Linked DNA regions of Homo sapiens: region 1 is linked to region 2. The links are chromatin loops, found by intact Hi-C in ENCODE. Cell type or tissue: Calu3. All regions are shown on one strand.

Region 1 (2,500 bases), 370 kb after region 2:
ACACTGCTAAATGTCTTAAACTTTGTGTGTGGGAGGGCGTAACTACTGGATTTTATAAGTGCTTATTACACTTGAAGATGACAGATTTCTTTTCTATTGAACATTTTAAAGAACAATTTAGTTCATCCCAACTGATATTTTCTGAAGGCCGCTATGTACCAGGTTCTGTTACAGGTGAATGGACCCATCAGTGAACAAAACCTTAAAAAAATTACAAATCATTTGGAAATCCACTATTACAGTGGCTTCTTCAGGGATGATACTGTTTTCCAATATGCTACCTAGGAAATGTGCTTCTTTCCAAACTCACTGTTATGTCTCAAGCGATTAGTTCATGGCTCAGAAGAAACATAAGTGAGAGGTGCTCCTTCTACAGCCCTTACTTTGTGCTTGTTTCTGGCACTCACCACTTTCGACCTTGTCATTCGTGTGCTTGTTTTATTTTCTTACAAGACTTTGAGTTTCTTGACAGGATTTCATCTGTATTTGATTTTCTACAATTATCTGCAGCATTTTGCATATAAGCATTAAAAAGATTTATTTCATTTGCTGAATAATAATGAACATGGCTGTTTTGTATTCTTTTTATGAGATGGTCAGTCACATGCAGCCACGGAGGAGACACAGGGGAGGCTCAGGAAGACAGAGTATTATACTCACAGGTCCTACAAAGAGGAGGCACGCCATGCCACGCAGGACCACACGGGAAAAAACACCAGAGTGGTCAGGAGGCAGGAGGCAGGAGCTCAGGAAATCATTCAACCTTTACTGAGGTTTCGCGGGAAAGGCAGGTGAGCAGCTTAGGATGGGCTAGTTTGAATCATCCTGGTGGGCTCTAAGCTCTAGGGATGGCCCTAGTTGTCTAGTACCCAGCTCTGGAATGGTTAAGGCAGAAATTTTAAAAAATGAAAATTTAAAAAATATATATGTGTACAATATCATACACACATATATACAAAATAATACACATATATATTGTGTTTGTGTGTACACACACACACACACACACACACACGTGACAACTTCATGCTAGGGAGAATGGTGATTCTAGACATCCTGAACTCCAGAATGATGGTGAAATAGGTAATGCAAGTCACCTCCCCACCTGCTCCTGACTCGGTCGGCTCCCTCGGTGGGTGAGAGGGTTGTTGGTCTGCCCTTTGGCGCCCTCTAGGTGAGAACACTGCATAGGCCATTCTGGTCTCATTGCTGCAGTTTGTACTTTTCATAGGAAAAAATTAGCAAGCTGACCTCTGTTTTGGAATGCCTCAGAAGCTAGAATAGAAGCCCACTCACTCTCCTACAGCACCCCTTTATCCCCACACACCTGTCTTTGCTAGGTAATAAGCAGATGCGGCTTGCAGACACAAAGCGTGAATACGATTAGTAAATTCACCTTGTGAAATGCAGCTCCACCTTCCTCTAATTTGGCCTTAGGGGTTGTTTTGCTATTTTTATGAGTCTGTATGTAATTAGCCACAATTAAAATCTGAAGTCTCTAAGTATTTTCACAGTCCAATTTCATCTGAGGCAATGAAAAATAAATAACTCACAGTGACTTTATTACTTCTGTTTCTCAGATTTGGGGAAGCAGAATAGTGAAGTGGGTCTCTTCACACATCCACAGGACAGGTAGGATTCGCAGGGGCTTGAAAGTCCCATAACTCAAGTGCATTTCACCTGTACTGTCAACACTGTCTATGGGCAAGACTTAAGGCAGCAACGTCCAGCAATTCTTTGTGTGCGAGGATCTCATTTCATCCTTCTTCCAGGGAGGAGAGGGGTGAGAAAAAATGACTCCCAAACCTCTTGTTACCATCCTGTCTCCACTTCTGAGCTCTGTCATTGTTTATGTCATTTGTATTCCAGATTCCAAAAGGATATGAAAGATCTGCCTGAGATCTAGTAGCATATTTCCAGCTGGCTCTTGGGAATCAAGAATATATACAAAGCATTGTTGACAACAAATGTTTATTTACTCTGAAGATGGTTTCCCCTTCTGTGTGAGTCAGGGTTCTGCAGAGAAACAGAACCAATGGGATATACATAGTGCTGTGGTTTGAATGTGTCCCCTCCAAATTTCATGTTGAAACTTAATCCGTATTGAGGTGATATTAAAAAGTGGAGCCTTTTGGGAAGTGATTAAGCCATGATGGCTCCACCATCATGAATAGATGAGTGCCTTATAAAAGGGCTGGAAAGAAATGGATTAGGCCCTTTTGCCCTTCAGCCTTCTGTCACATAAGGATACCATCAAAAAACACCACTGATGGAGCATTCCCTCACTAGATATGGAACCAGCCAGCCTTGATCTTGGACTTTCCGGACTCCAGACCTGTGGGAAATAAACATTCTGGTCTTTATAAACTACCTCGTCTTAGGTGTTTTGTTAGAGCAGCACAAACAGACAGGACAGAAATACATGTAGGAGGAGACTGGCTTATTTGATTACAGAGAGCAAGGAGTCCCACCATCTGCTATCTGCAAGCTGGAGAACCAG
Region 2 (2,500 bases):
GGGTGTGGGGATGGTGAGGGAGGAGACCCTGGGCCTGGTTTAGTGGAGGGGGAGAGGCTTCACCTAATTTTCAGGGGTCCAGCTCCAGTTGACTTTCCTCTTTGTGCTCCTAGGCATGAATCCTTGAGCGATTAAGACAGTGGGAGTGACGGGGCAGAGTCACCACGGAGGTGGGTGTCTGCAGATGTCTGTGAGGCTGATGGTGTGTGGGTTCTCTAGGGTCCTGTAACTTTATTATCTTTAGACTCAAAAGGTGTTCTGGGATCATCGTATTTGCATTGGTGGGAGTGTGTGTAGAATAATAGCAGTTATTTTGGGAGAAGTTACCCTGCGCCAGGTGCTGTAAATATCACCTCCTCCTTCCATTCTTAAGATGGGAGTATCCACAGTGGTAAGCTGGTAAACCAAGTGTCCAGAAAAATTAATCCCTCATTTGTAGTGTTTGCTGATTGCCATGATGTGAATTGCTTTTACCACTGCGGATTTCAAGATTATCGACCATTCACAGGATTCCTGAATATCTACCCGTCAACTCTTATGAGCCAGAGGAACTGGCTCTAGTACAAATAAGCCAAGTAAGGGATTGTACAGACATAGGAGTAAGCAATAGAGATTTTTTTTTTGAGACAGGGTCTGGCTATGTTGCCCAGGCTGCAGTGCAGTGGTGCCGTGATAGCTCACTGCAACCTTGACCCTCTTGGGATTAAGTGATCCTCCTGCCTCAGCCTCCCAGGACCACAGGTACATGCCACCATGCCTGCCTACTTTTTTGTTTTTTTGTAGAGATGAGAGCTTGCTGTGTTTCCCAGGCTGGTCTTGAACTCCTGAGCTCCAGTGATCCTCCTGCCTTGGCCTCCCAAAGTGCTGGGATTACAGGTGTGCGCCACCGTGCCTTCCCGGCCTTAGATATTTTACAGGCGAGGAAACTGAGGATTAGAGATCACATGGCTCAGCCCTGCTCACATGGGTTGCAAGAGTTGCCCTCAGTCTGACCCCCAAGGCCATTGCTTTTAAGTCCTCCTCTTGACAGCCTCCTGGCCCCTATCTGAGGCTCAGCTGAGTGGTGACTGTTCCATGTTTGAGGCTGGGGAGGAGATCAGCTCGCAGTTCAGCTTCCTGTCCCCCAGGTGGCAGGGGCGGTCCTGGCTGGGAAGGCTAATTTGTCCGGGCTGCATCTCTGTCCTACTCTCGCCAGCTCTGCCACAGGGCCTCTGTCTTTCCCTTGCGCTTTGAGGTTTCTCTGGGTGCCTCACCCTCCTCTTCTTGTTCCCAGACACACCACTGTGAAATGAATGGCGGGACTGCACTGAACGGCAGAATGTTTGAGGGCTTGGTCATACAGCTGGAGGGAAGAGTGAGACCAGGAAGAGCTGAAACGCGGCCTCTCCATCCCTGTTACAGCAGCACCTTTCTCACTGGGCTGCAGGCACCCTGACCGCAAAGGTGTTCTCACAACCCCGCAGGGTCTTGCTCCTCCCTGTGCCGCCAAGCTTGCCACTCCATCTGCCTGGCACGCTCATCCCCGCCATCCCCATCACTGGCTTCCCATTGTCCCCTGGGTCTTGTCCTTGAGGAAGCCTCACAAGTCATCCTGTCTAAGTAGCACTGTTGGTCTTCTCCATAGAACCTTCTCTTCCTTTCCTGGCATCTATATCATCCTGGAACCATTTTATCTGCGTGTTCACCTGTCCAACCACACTGCGATGGTTTTAAAATATGTTCTTAATTCTTAGACACTCCTTCCTTCCAAAGGCAGAGTGTCATTCCTCTCCTTTTGAGTGTGGGCTGGACTTAGTGATCCCGTTCTGCAGATGAGAACATGGCAGAAGAGGTGCTGTTAGGACTTCTGGGCTGGGTCACGAAAGGACAGCTGCTGGCTGGCCTGCTGTCTTTTGGACTGCTCTCCCCAGGGGCAGCCAGATGCTACATCGTGATGACACTCAAGCAGTCCTACCCAGAGGCCCATGTCAGAAGGAACGAATGCCTCTCACCCACAGGCAGCACCAACTCGCCAGCCACGGCTACGAGCTGCTTTAGAAGTTGACTCAGCCCAGTCGAGCCTTCAGATAACTGCAGACCCAGCCAACATCAGATGGAACCTACAAGAGAATAAGTCCTGGTCCCGACCTGCCCAGCCAAGCTGGTCCTGAATTCCTGACCCACAGAAGCTGCAAGAATAATGTCTCCTGCTACTTTAAGCCACTATGTTTTGGCATATTAGGTAGCAATGGAGGATTAATATAAATGTTGAAATGCTATGATTCCTCATTTCATGGACAAGGAAACTGAGCCACAGAGAATTTACACGGCTCACCTAAGGCCACACAGAGTCAGAATTTGGACAGAGGCAGTCTGATTCCAGAGTCCACACCCCTGAGCCCTGTACTACAACCTCCCTCCAAACAAGGCACCATCTCAAACAGTGTCATTTTTCCTGTGAAGCCCCGATTAGGTGGTGGGCAGGCACAGGATCTTTCCCTCCCCAGACAGATGTAAGTCC

The links. Hi-C counts contacts between places; a loop is a spot of excess contacts. Peaks named below come from ENCODE experiments on the same cell type or tissue, not always from the same donor. Only the 100,000 strongest peaks of a DNase experiment are listed, where the experiment ranks them.
Region 1: a loop joins it to region 2, with 24 times the contacts of the local background. A loop is called at or near these places in 12 of 110 quality-filtered maps.

Annotation. Positions count from the first base shown.
Region 1 is chr21:38,125,702-38,128,201 of GRCh38, forward strand. The region is part of intron 2 of DSCR8 (Down syndrome critical region 8); the gene reads left to right. Among named protein-coding and RNA genes, the nearest start is that of DSCR8, 5.5 kb to the left of the region's middle. In Calu3, a CTCF peak has its summit at 1,160; a DNase peak (open chromatin) is centred at 1,150.
Region 2 is chr21:37,758,033-37,760,532 of GRCh38, forward strand. The region is part of intron 2 of KCNJ6 (potassium inwardly rectifying channel subfamily J member 6); the gene reads right to left. It overlaps LOC101928368 (a long non-coding RNA gene), which reads left to right. Exons shown (of 4, transcript XR_244309.5): 3 at 114-170; 4 at 1,274-2,480. Among named protein-coding and RNA genes, the nearest start is that of KCNJ6, 160 kb to the right of the region's middle. In Calu3, no CTCF peak of the experiment used is centred here; a DNase peak (open chromatin) is centred at 1,139.